Regions from separate parts of the Homo sapiens genome. Here regions 2 and 3 are each linked to region 1. The links are chromatin contacts, found by Hi-C or POLR2A ChIA-PET in ENCODE. All regions are on one chromosome and are shown on one strand. Each heading gives the region's core, a stretch centred on a gene start or an enhancer-like site at or near the end of the contact. The rest is flanking DNA. Distances are from core to core; before and after follow the strand shown.

The links. Hi-C counts contacts between places; a loop is a spot of excess contacts on that map. ChIA-PET counts read pairs that join two places held with the same protein, here RNA polymerase II (POLR2A). Pooled maps may share reads with other maps.
Region 2: a map of K562 shows a loop between it and region 1 (2.2-fold over the local background). The contact joins two enhancer-like sites. A Hi-C loop is called at or near these places in 1 of 168 maps with a recorded cell type or tissue (K562). POLR2A ChIA-PET finds 5 or more read pairs at or near these places in 2 of 52 experiments (H1 and WTC11).
Region 3: POLR2A ChIA-PET joins it to region 1 with 15 read pairs in Panc1. The contact joins the promoter of ACYP2 here to the enhancer-like site in region 1. A Hi-C loop is called at or near these places in 7 of 50 pooled maps. POLR2A ChIA-PET finds 5 or more read pairs at or near these places in 2 of 52 experiments (MCF 10A and Panc1).

What each region holds. Positions count from the first base shown.
Region 1 is chr2:54,357,304-54,361,635 of GRCh38, forward strand. It overlaps CIMIP6 (ciliary microtubule inner protein 6), which reads left to right. Exons shown (of 5, transcript NM_001100396.2): 4 at 1,656-1,771; 5 at 2,900-4,278. The coding sequence ends at 3,259. Among named protein-coding and RNA genes, the nearest start is that of CIMIP6, 29 kb to the left of the region's middle. Within about 2 kb of position 2,993, at least 13 of the 41 ENCODE cell types and tissues checked have a DNase peak (open chromatin) inside an H3K27ac peak, as active enhancers do.
Region 2 is chr2:54,498,461-54,502,717 of GRCh38, forward strand. All of the region lies in intron 1 of SPTBN1 (spectrin beta, non-erythrocytic 1), which reads left to right. It also overlaps the pseudogene C9orf85P1. Among named protein-coding and RNA genes, the nearest start is that of SPTBN1, 44 kb to the left of the region's middle. Within about 2 kb of position 2,289, at least 6 of the 41 ENCODE cell types and tissues checked have a DNase peak (open chromatin) inside an H3K27ac peak, as active enhancers do.
Region 3 is chr2:54,114,324-54,118,818 of GRCh38, forward strand. ACYP2 (acylphosphatase 2) reads left to right here and starts at 1,292. Exons shown (of 4, transcript NM_138448.4): 1 at 1,292-1,433. The coding sequence starts at 1,376. RefSeq lists silencers at 1,121-1,190, 1,681-1,740.

The sequences.
Region 1 (4,332 bases), core at 1,743-4,242:
TTAATACATGTAAATTTACTAACATTTTTTCTTATGTATTCCTCTAATTTTAAAGGTGTGATTTTTAAAAGTTAAATTTTATTTTTTAACAGTTGATATAAGCATATGGCACAAAATTCAAATGGTACAAAAAGATATACAGTGAAAACTGAATCTACTTCTCCCCACCTCTGTCCTCCAGTCACCCAGTTCTCTTTCCCTACAGTCACCACTGTTACCAGTTTGTTACATAGCATTTCACAGATATGTTCGTTGTACATAAACTCTTACGTACTTTTTTTTTTTTTTTTTGAGACACAGTCTTGCTCTGTCACCCAGGCTGGAGTGCAGTGGCGCGATTTTGGCTCACTGGAACCTCTGCCTCCCAGGTTCAAGTGATTCTCCAGCCTCACCCTCCTGAGTAGCTGGGACTATAGGCGTTCACCACCACGCCCAGCTAATTTTTTTTTTTTTTGTATTTTTAGTAGAGACGGGGTTTTCACCATGTTGGCCAGGATGGTCTCGATCTCTTGACCTTGTGATCTGCCTGCCTCTGCCTCCCAAAGTGCTGGGATTACAGGCGTGGGCTACTGCGCCCAGCCACATACATATTTTTTAAGGGAGAAATTTTTGTCCTTGATAGAATTTTACTTCACTAAACTTTTTTTATTGCCAGCAACAGTACTGAAAGTTGCTCTGATCTTTAAATAACCTTCTCTGCTGAAAGTAAAACTGAGTTTTAAAAATTATTTAAGATGTTAAACATACATGGAGCACAGACCAATATAATGAACTCATATACTCATCACCCAGATTGAAAGATTATTTAGAAGTGATTTTTAAAGGATTTCATACTCTTGCAAATTTTTCAGAACCCCTGTTATTGGGCGAAATGAAAAGAATTATGTGTTCAACTACAACTGCAGCAGCCCTAGAGTCTTCCAATTCCATTAGTGCTAGCTTCGGCATACAATTTCTACCCTGTGGCCACAGCCACTGGCCAAACTATAGATTCAACATAGAATTTCTCATACTCTTTCTAGTCGTGAAAAGTTAACAAATTATAGTTATGTTTTCCCTAAAATGTATTGGTATCTGTGTAAAAAGCATATCTAACAATTTTTTTTTTTTTCCTTAATGAGACAAGATCTCTCTTTCGCCCAGGCTGAAGCACAGTGGTGCAGTCATGGCTCACTGCAGCCTTGAACTTTTGGGCTCAAGCGATCCTCCCACCTCAGCCTTCCAAACAGCTGGGATTATAGGCACATGCCACCACGCCTGGCTTATTTTTTGTAGAGATGGGGTTTCACCATGTTCCCCAGGCTAGTCCTCAAACTCCTGGGCTCAAGCAATCCTCCTGTCTTGGCCTCCTCCCAGGGCATGCTGGGATTACAGGAATGAGCCACCATGCCTGACCATATTGTTGTATTAATATTAATTTTAGTTTTAAAAATTACTAATAATTCCACACGTGGGGCTAATTTGGTTGTTTTGATTTGGCTCTTTTCATGAAGAAAGAATGGTGAATCCATTCTATTTATTATTTAGATTGTGTAAATAATCTTGCATACTTCAAGAATTTAGTTTTGTTACCATATTTTATATTATTAATACTGATTATATGTCCATAAACAAATCTAATTTTTTGTCCTGACTTCACAAAATCTTTTTTTTAGTACCACTTGCCTCTCCTGGTACATCAGCAGAACTTCAAAACAATTTTATAGAATACATCTCTTTTATACATCAATATGATGCCAGAAAAACTCCGAATGAGCCTCTCCAGGGAAAGGTGAGGCAGTATTTAGAATTATTTAATACTTTAAGACAGAGTAGATTTGTAGAACTTTAAGCTTTTTCAAGTCATAATTATCTTTCTGTCTATTTAAACAAACTACTTCAGTTATTAATAGGATAGAATGTTAGCCACATACCATAGTAAAATGTAAGGAATAATACTATCCTGGTATGGTGGTGCCACCTGTAGTCCCAGCTACTCAGGTGGGTGAGGTGGGAGAGTTGCTTGAGCCCAGGAGTTCGAGGCTGCAGTGAGCCGTAATTGCACCACTGCATTCCAGCCTGGGTGACACAATGAAACCTCATCTCAATCAATCAATCCAAACATAATAATTTGAATCAGTCTTTGGAATTTGGTCTACTTAAATTATTGAAATAATTTGTGTAAAATAATATCAAAGCATGCTGGGCACAGTGACTTGACGCCTGTAGTCCCAGCTACTCTGGAAGCTGAGGTAGGAGGATCACTTGAGTTTGAGGCCAGCCTGGGCAACATAGCAAGTCTCATTTCTAATAACAATAATAATAATAATAATAATAATAATAGTAATAATATCAAAGCAGTTTGACAAATGTTTTGATATGCTTAATACATGTGTGTGGCAGGGAGATGCATGTAAGGTTTATAAAGCCAAATAGAAATGTAATTGTCAATTATTGGATTTTTTTCCAACTATAGATGTTTGCTTTCATATTTTATTATTACTTAGCTTTTCATCAGCGTTAATAGGCATTTGGGATGCAATCATAAATTCTTAGGTCTATGAACTGTAGTTTTTGTTGTATCCATAGCAATCTTTAGAGCAAGAAATGAAATTTGATGTGAATAGTCTTAAACAGTCCAAATGATAAAAAAGTTGAGAATGGGAGATGAGCTGCTACTTCTTTGACATTCTGCCTTTTTCCTTCCTGTTCATTTTCTGATGCACCCTATTTTATAATTTAAAAGGTTCACCCATATATGGTGGTGTCTAGTTTGGGACTGAGGTGACACCAATGAAGAGGCAGAGAAGTGCCTGCATCACTGACTAGGACTTGAGCTAACGCACAAATTCAGTTCACAGCTGCATCTTCCAGCAATCTGCGTTCTCCTGGTTAATGTCGACTTTGTTTTCTTTTCCAGAGACACGGAGCTTTTGTACAGAGAGAGATAAAACCAGGCAGTAGGCCAACAGTTCCTAAAGGAGCAGAGGTATTACTGAACACTCCAGGGTCACGTTCATCAGAACAGTCCAAAAAAACAGAGAAAGGAAACTCAGCGGAAAGCAGAATGATCTCACCAGGTCTCTGCCAACAAAATTCTCAGGAGCTGTTAGAGCCTAAAACTCACTTATCAGAAACAGACGTCAGACAGGCAGCCAAGGCATGCCCCAGCACTCCTGAGAGCAGAGAAAAGACCTCAGGCGCCACTCAAACAACTGTAGGAGATGCTCTTTTCACTAGGCACAAGCCTTTAAATCCACCAATTAAAAAATCAGAATAAATTACCTTCTTCAGATAAAAATCTAATCCCTGGAATATAGGGAAATTTCACAATCATCATCTTGGCCCTCACATTTACTTTTCTGTTATCAGTAACTTCAGAACATACAATTTATGTAAATGGAAAAAGAGAAAAAAGACAATTAAAATACAACCAAATGTTATTAATAAGAGTGGTCTCCAATAAGTGGAGTGAGACATTATTTCTATGTCACATTCTTTATGAACACAACTTTGTTTTGCACAACACATGATCGTAATTAACAAATATAATACTTTTAGAAGAGAGGCCCTGTTAGACATGAGTGGACAGCTTTGGAATCAAACAAACTAGAGTTGGAATGTTGGCTTCACTTCATTCCTTGAGCTGTGTGACCTTGGGTAAGTAACTTAACCTCTCTAGACTTCAGTTTTCTCAACTGTAAAATTAGGAAAATAGCAACTTCGTAAGATTATTGAGGATGTGATTATGCACATTGATCAGTAAGTGGTCAATGTAATCATATCATCACTGCTACTATAATTCAATTTTCAATTTAAGGATAATGTTCTCTTATATATTTAATTTTTCCTCATTATTCTAAAACTTAGAACTCCTCCATATATAATTAAAAGTGTGAAAATCTAAAAATACTTCTGCCAGTACAAGATGCACAGACACATACACACTTAATTCAAAGACATATGGGTACTTAGAATATTGAAGTATTTTCTAAATTGTTTTCTATTTTACTCAGATCATTTCTAGCACCAACTCAACCTTTGCTTTTTGGATGAGTTTGGTAAGGATTAATTCTACTTCCAATTTGGTGTGTTTGGTGTGCCAAAATGTATCTATTATAAGATATGTTATATTGCATACAAGTGGAAGTAGGTGGAGTATTCCTCTGTTATAAAGAGTATTTACAAATTTCCATTGGGAAATATCAGCTGCTCACTATTATCTGCAGTATTGATAAGACTACAGCTATATCTTTATCCATTTATTCTCCATTAAAGAAATTGTGATAAACTGCAAAATAATGAATGTCATTATATTTTTTTGTGTTGGGGACTTCTAGTTCTTGCCACATA
Region 2 (4,257 bases), core at 1,039-3,538, 140 kb after region 1:
ACAACATTCCCTGAGCGCTTTATGCCACAGTTTTCTCATTTGTAAAGTGATAAAAAGATAATAGTGCCTACCTCAAAAAAGGTTATTTTGAGGATTAAATGAGTTAATATTTGTAAAGGGCTTAGACCTGGGCACATAGTAAAAGCTATATCAGTGTTTCCTAAATAACGCAACTATATATACATCCCTAAAGTGAAAAATTGAACCTAGATCCATACTATATTTTTTTTCAAGAAGCTCCCATGCATCCATTGTCAATGCATTTTTCTTAAACACCCCTTAAATATTGGGGAAAGCAGAAAAGTCATTTATTTGATAAATATGTCTGGAGCCCGTACTTTATGCCAAATGCTGTGTTGGGTGCTGGAGATACATGTGTTGGTGCATAGAGACTTGATTCATCCTAATAAAAGGGTAACGGTCCCGCAGTGTTTTCACCTAGTGGTTAAGGAACTTTATAATACGAAGGGACTTTAAAAGTAGGGTAAAGGTGTAGATGTAGACGGAGAAACCCAGGAGACTTTGCATTTGCTCCTAGTCAGCTGGCTGGGACTTCACCCTTCACCTCCTGTTGGCTCATGCTTTTCCCTTTGCACCTGTGGAGCACAGGTGTGTCCTGAGGCCCTCACCAGCCATGCAGAAGCCTTCAGGTAGGGTTAACATTTGCCCACTTCTGGAAGGGATCGATCTGTTCTCAGATGACAGTGATAATTCTTGGCCTATTTTGACTCAATAGTGGCAATATTAGTAGTTTTTTTGTATTTGTTTTAATTTTTTTCTCCTTATTTAAGGAAAAGTTGGAAACTAATGTTGCTTCCTCCATTTTTTTTGTTTGTTTAAACTTTGCTGGTTCATGAGATTGAAAAGTCTGTGCTTAGACCATACCACCCGATGCAGTTTGTGTAAGCCTTAAAAAATAAATATTTCAGCCCCAACATTCATGTAGTACTAAAAGTGAGAGGCTTTTGAACCATAACTGATTTGACAAGAAATGGACATAATGGAGGAAGGTGACTGGTTGTTTGCGTGTTGATTTGCTTTCAGCACTTGCTAAAACGTGGAGCCAAGGGGAGAGAATCCACCAGGTTGCTTTACATGTGAAAAATATTAAAATGTCAGCACAGCCCAGCCACTGACATAAGAAAAACCGTTTCACAGTTAAGTCTCTAAATAATGTCCTAAAAACACAACATTTGTAATTATCTAATTAATAAAGGATACAGGTAATAGAAGTAATATGGAAGGCATTTTCTGGTAGATAAAGCTTCAGAAACCTTCACATCTGCACATGATTATGAAGCCCCTGTTATTACTTTGCTTTCCCCCTTCCTTTAGCCCATGTTTCTCACTATGAACTAATAGTACATAATAATAAAACCCTGGATGTCAGCCAACACAGAGTTTTGGCTAACTTTTCCAGTGTTTGTTAAAGTTGAAAAAGCATTGCAGCTGTTATGCTGGGTACTTTCCAATGGAGGATGTGTTTTCCAGATGAAGGCGCAAATGGTAATTGAAATGTAATCAGTATTTTTGGCATCTTGGAATTATAATTCTTTTTACGTTTGTAATGTTAATTGTTCATTTCTTAGGATTTGTTTTGTGTTTTTCTGTGATCTGTAATCTACTAAAAGTGAGAGAATGAACAAATGTTTTAGGCGGTTTTTCATTCTTTGAAAGAAAAATGGCAAGTAGTCACGTTTGTTAGGTGATGGCTTATTTTAAATAATCACAAAATTTATGTTTGAGACATTTTATTGTAAGACTCATGTTTCAGGCAACAGAAAACAGAAAATCTAAATCTCAAATACAACAAAATTTTAGAGATGAATGGAAACTTCTAGATCACTTGGATAGGCTGAAGACTCAGTGGGCCTCAGGTGTTCCCAGGACCAGGCTGCTGGAGATGTCCCTTTCTTTGAGAGATTTGTTCTGTTTTTTTTTCATCTCGATCCACTGTGTTAAGGAGGGGTGGGGTGTGTCTGCTGATGGTTTTATTGGTATTTGAGGTTTCTAAAGTTTTTTGTTTAAGCTAGAAAGAGCTCTAGCTGATTAGTAGCTCTCAATCCTTGGCTGGATATTTTATTTTTTGTTTTGTTTTGTTTTGAGACAGGGTCTGGCTCTGTTGCCCAGGCTGGAGTGCAGTGGCGCAATCATGGCTCACTGTAACCTCTGCCTCCCAGGCTCAAGGGATCCACCCACCTCAGCCTCCTGTAGTAGCTGGGACTACAGATGCATGCCACCACGCCTAGCTAATTTTTGTATAGATGGGATTTTGCCATGTTGCCCAAGGTGGTCTCAAACTCCTAGCCTCAAGGGATCTGCCTGCCTTGGCTTCCCAAAGTGTTGGGATTATAGGTGTGAGTCACTGTGCCTGGCTGGCTGCGCATTTTAAAGATCTTGATGCTCACTCATACCTGAGCCAGCATAATTAAATCACAGTATCTCCACAGGTGACAGTGATGTGCAGCCAAGAACAGTGTTCCTTTCCAGTCCTCTCTTTATAGACGAGGAAATTGAGGCCCTGAGCAGCTAGATGACTTGTCCAAAGTCCTCTGCTGGGACTGACCCAAATAAGGAATGGCTGATTTCTGGAAGGGATGTCAGATTCTCTGATTACAGATCTCTCGTGATCTTCTCTCGGGGCTCGTGGACTGTCCTGTCAACAGTCAGGCTAGGCAGCTGCAGAGAGCAGGACTCTGGGGTCCCCAGTGAGGAGGAAGCAAAGAGTCCTCATCTTCCTGTCCCCTTTACCCGAGTAGAAATTGCCCTTCCTTATCCCACATGAGCTACCAGAGGCATGATAAACTGCCTCTGGGGCTTTTTGGCTCTTTGGCTCTTTTTTTTTCTTTTTTATTCCTTTAGAAAGAAATAGGTTTGTAATTAGCTAACTAAGACTGACAAATACCAGACCAGTTGCTATATATTACAAAGGAGCTTCTTGAATAGCTGGTCACTTCTGCATATTGTAGAAACCTTCCTTCTCCCTTTTAGGGAACACTACACATTATTTAGGTACAGTGTTAGGGATAACTGATCATTTCTAATGCTGTGTATATCCATTAAGGGTAATTTAAAGCAATTAAATGCTAACCTGGCTGGACAGCCAGGTGTAGGTTTGTGGCATCCAGAAAGAGGAGATGGACTTGGTGGATTCTGAATTGGTCAGTTCCACCTCTTCGTGTTTTGGAGGCTTTGTCTCGTTACTTGCTCACCTTTCTGCTCAGTGCTCCTTGACATGGCGGGTCAGGTTGATGGGAGGTGGTACCTGGATGCCCTTTGCTGGCACTGGGCACTGCACCGGAGAGTTACCACCCCTGCCTGGGGATGGAGCCTCTCTGGGGAGAGGACAGTGCAAAGGTGGGGGACTGGGGAGTTGTGAGAAGTGGGAGCTAGAATATGGAGCAACTAGTGTGTATAGAGACTTCGTGAGAAAAGCTCGATCACGTTTTGGTAAGTATTTGCAGCTCCCTGAAAATTTGTGTTGGGAGGTGATCATTAGCATCTTCTGGAATATTTGCGCTAAAGCAAGACTAGATTAAGGAGCTTTGGTTCATTTCCAGACCTGTCCTGACAGCATCACTCTCCAAATGCTAAACTCTGAGAGAGAGAGTATGTGTATTTTTCTTTTCAGGATGTCAGTCAAATAATTCACTCATTCCTTTCCCCAAACACACTGGCCTTTGAAATGACACCCTACCCCTGCCAATAGTGAGACTGTGGTTCTGATCGGGGAGCTGGCGAGTTTCTGCTTTCTAGCCCCAAAGGCCTCACCCTTGCTCTCATCTGGAAGCTGATGGGAAGGTTTGTTAGTCTTCTCAGGAGCCTGTCACAGGACCTCAGGAACGTAGCCTGTAGTGGGCAGCTGGCATCAATTTAGTGCTGTGGGGATGGCAGGCTGTCAGAGTGGTTGCACTTTACCTGCACGCCCCCCAACCCAGCCCTCTGTGAAGGGTTGGTTTACATCAGGGATGGCTGCTCCTGACATAATTGTCTATTTCCGGCAACAGAGGAAGATACCTTCTGCCATTTAGAGAAGAGAAATAAATATTCACTTCAGAGAATACACTTTGAAGTGGGGCTGTGTGTGCATGGGTGACAGCTCCCTGCCTACTTTTCCTGCAAGGTTCTTGTACATCAGGAAAGGTTAATGGACTTCCCTTGAAGTCAGACAGAGATGTGTTCATGGAAAATCCAAGTGCAAAACCAAGGGCAAACTCTGGCTTTCCTGGGGGTTTTTTTGTTGTTGTTTCTCCTTTT
Region 3 (4,495 bases), core at 42-2,541, 240 kb before region 1:
AATTCAGCCTTAACCTTCTAGGCAATTGGGATGTTGCTGAGAATAATCAAGACAATCAAAAAAAAAAAAAAAAAAAAAGGTCGGGTGTGGTGGCTCACACCTGTAATCCCAGCACTTTGGGAGGCCGAGGCAGGTGGATCACCTGAGGTCAGGAGTTTGAGACTAGCCTGGACAACATGGTGAAACCCCGTCTCCACTAAAAATACAAAAATTAGCTGGGTGAGGTGGCGCATGCCTGTAATCCCAGCTACTTGGAAGGCTGAGGCAGGACAATTTCTTGAACCTGGGAGGTGGAGGCTGCTGTGAGCTGAGATTGCACTACTGCACTCCAGTCTGGGAGACAAGAGCGAAACTCCGTCTCAAAACAACAGCAACAAACCCACACCAAAAAAACTGTATGAACAGCAGACAAGATGACTACAGTGTTTTTCTTTTGTCTGTTTCCACTAGCATAAAAGACTTCATATTTTTAAAAAGTTTCTTATCCCAGAAAATATCACAATCCGTTTAGAATACGAGTTCAGGCTCAATTCCTTCCTGACTGTACAGAAGAGCTCAAGATGTTGCAGACCTTATCTTAAAAGCTGGCTTGGTAGTCACCTAAACATTTCATAAATAATTTACTAACTCTCAAAACACTAAACACGCAGGCCCTTGATTTCAAAAGCCAATCTTGCTGGGATGGAGTGGGGTGGGGGACCTGGGATGGGGGATGAAAGGGGTTGGAAATGGGGAGATATTGGTCAAAGGGTACAAAGTTTCAGTTAGTGTGAATAATAAGTTCTGAAGATCTGTTGTCTAACATGGTGACTGCGATAAATGTATTGTGTCCTTAAAAATTGATGAGAGTAGATCTTAAATGTTCTCTTCATTAAAAAATGGTGCAATGGATACGTTAATTTCATTGATGTAATCATTTCACAATGCATACATATGTCAAAACATCACCTTGTACACCACAAATATACCCAACTTTTATTTGTCAATTACACTTTAATAAAGCTGGGGGAAGCCACTCTTTTTTTGGGCACAGCATCCGGCTTTTATTTACTAACTTTGAGAACAGAGTACCTTGATCAATTAAATGGTAGGGAGCGCTGTGGAGACAGCATCCTCCCCAGTCCGGGAAGAGAGGCCTAGGATGCCTGGGGCCCAGCGGCCTCTTCCCTCCTGGCGTCCCCGGCTGCCCTCGCTCCCAGGCCCCGCAGTCTCATTTGCCGCTTCCGACGCGTGACCCCGGCGCGCTAGCGTCCGGGACCGGTGACAGGCGCGGGGTGCGCCAAGCAGTCCCATGTGTCCCCTCCCTCTCGCAGCCGCCGCAGTCGCTGCGCCCCGAGCCCCTCTCCGGCTCCTCAACAGAGGGCTCGCCGCCGCCATGTCTACCGCCCAGTCACTCAAATCCGTGGACTACGAGGTGTTCGGAAGAGTGCAGGGTAGGAGGCCCCTCTACGGTGGGAGATCAAAAAGGTTATGGGAGGAAGGGGAGAAAGCTGTGAGAAGCGCCTCCCACCTAAAGTATGCCTTTTCCCGTTGTGGCTGGGACTTCCGCTCCGCCATGACACAGCAGCGGCGGCGGGGAGGGAGGCGAAACGCGCATGCGCCCGAGGACTTGGACGGGCGGAAGTACGGGAATGGGGAGGGAAGTGGGGGAGCGGGAGAGGAGGGGTCAGGGGACTGCTGAGGACCAGAAGTGGGCGGCTGCTGGGTGCGGGAGTAAGCGGCACGGGGGAATGTTGAAGTTGGGTAGGAAAAGAAGAGGGTCTTTTAACTAGTGGTCTCGTTGCTTGCCACTGAAGCTACCTGGGCTTGACTTGAGTTTTAGGAAGGACACTTAGATGGTTTAAGGTTAATTTTTCAGAGGTCAAACCTTTTTTTAGACCTCTTTGTAGCTCTTAAAAGAATGAAATTGTTATCTAATTTTTGTTTCATCCTAAGTTTAAGTAGTTGCCAAGTTTGTAATGTCTGGCTTGTTGAAAATATTGATATTTATAAATGAAAATATTAAGTCACTCTGAGATTTATGCAATGGAATATAAATAGGGTAGTGATTTAACATCCACCATCTTCATTTAAAATAAAACTCTTCAACAATGGGAAATTTTACTCATTTCTTTTCCTCTTTGAATTTGATTTTCATTTCACTTTTCCCACCGAATTACCCCATTGTTTTGCTTGAGGGTTTTTTTTTTTTTTTTGCTCACCCTATCATACTTTTCTGCAATATGTATATGTACATATATGCACATGTATGAATAAGTGTAATGCTTTTTCTTAATTTCCTTTGACAATAAGGCTCTCTTAGAAACAAATGCTGGTTCTTTGGTGCCAAAAAGAAGAACTAGCGCTCAAAGAATTTTCTCAGCAAGGCAATTTTACCTCTATAGAAGGGTGCGACTCGCGGATGAAGCAATGGCAACGGCACACCTGAACAGGGGAGGGGAAGGGGTTCTTATTCCTGATGCAGGTAGCCTCTACTGCTGTGTCTTTCCCCTACTGGCTAGGGTTGGACCGCACAGTCTAAGCTAATTCCGACTGGCTATTTTAAAGAGCAGGCGTACGAGCTCAAGTGGCGGGGTGAATAATTTGGCAGGAAGGGTGGTTACAGAACAGGTGACTCAGGATGATTCAGGTCAGAGCAGGTGACCAGGGGTGACTCAGGATGGAGCAGGTGACCAGAGGAATAGAGGTGAACTACTGATTAGAACTGGTGGAAAAGGTTGTTTACTGAAACTAGAGGCGAGGAGAACGAGGAAGCTAGACTTTAGAGCGCAAAGAACCGAGCATACTGACATACTGATTCTTTGAAGAGAAATTTAGAACTCATTGTATTCAACAGCTCCAAGTATTAAATTTTTTGTCTGGATGGAGTTATTATTGAAATTATTATTAGAACACTAGATGAAAATATAAAAAGTATGATAAACATTATTAAAATTTAAAGGTAAATTTGTGTTAGAAGTTTATTTTTTTAATTTTATTTTTTTAAGAGATGGAGTCTTGCTCTGTCACCCAGACTGGAGCAAGTGCAATGGCACAATCATAGCTCACTGCAGCCTGGAACTCCTGGGCTCAAGTGATCTTCTGCCTCAGCCTTCTAAGCAGCTGGGACTACAGGCTCATGCCACCATGCATGACTAATTTTTAAAATTTTTTTGTAGAGAAAGGGTCTCTGTTGCCCAGGCAAGTCTCGAAATCCTGGCTTCAAGGGATCCTCCTGCACTTCGCCTCCCAAAGTGATGGGATTACAGGCGTGAGCCACTGCACTCAGCCAGAAATTTATTAATGAGAAGACTGGGGGTGTTTATGGAACCTCGGTTGGTGGAAGAGTTGAATTATCCTTGTATTTGGTACTCTAGAGGTTTTTACACTTTGGTGCAGTGTACCAGGGTAAGATTAAGAATGGGTAAAAGTGTGCCTTTTGTAAAGAGATCTTTTTTTAATTTAATTTTATTTTTATTTCCTATAGGTCTTTGGAGAACAGGTGGTGTTTGATTACATGAATAAGTTCATTACTGGTGATTTCTGAGATTTTGGTGCATCCATCACCCAAGCAGTTTACACTGTACCCAATGTGTAGCCTTTTGTCCCTCACCCCGTCCTACCCTTTCCCCCCTGACTCCCCAGAATCCATTGTATCATTCTTTTATGCCTTTGCATCCTTATAGCTTAGCTCCCACTTAGAAGTGAGAACATAGAATGTTTAGTTTTCCATTCATGAGTTACTTCACTTAGGATAACAGGAGACCTTTCTTTCAAAGGATGATTGTGCAAAGGGAGGTAGGAAAGGAGTCTCAGGTCAGTTTTAGGAAGGAATATATGTGGAAGTTGAAGATCTGGAAATTGATTCCCTGAACATTATGCATGGATCTGTACTCTTTAGAAAGTCTTTGAGTGAACCCAGCGGTATGTTATCCTGCTTTGAAAACTGCCACAATAAGTCACCAAAACACGTAATGTAAAATACGAAAGTGGTGGCAAAGATCACCTGACAGAATGGTCCACTAGAGACAAATGGCAGTAGTGAAGGAGTCTGTGTGTGTGTGTGAATGTGTGACATTTATTATGGGTGTTCTTTGTGCTGAGCATTTCACTGTTGTTTACTTAATCATCACAATTTTGTGAGATGCATGTCTTATTCCTGTTTTAACAAGGACAAAACAGGTGCACAGAGATTCAGTAACTTGGACAAGCCCTTAGTTGACAAATGGGATTTGATTCTACATCTCTCTGACTTTAAAAGTTGTGCTTTCCCATTATAAGATGTTATCTGCTATTACATTATATATTTCTATTAACTATACAATTCCACTTTTGTGCACATAGTGGTAACACGGTATATAATCAATTTGGACCAGCAGTAAAAATATGGAAAAGAGAAACGTACTATACATAAATAGTGGGGTTTAAAAAGTCAACTTTAGGGCAATAATTCCTATAGTTTGCAGTATGCTAAATGGAAGAGAGTACATGCCCACTATTGATCAAGGCATAGTAT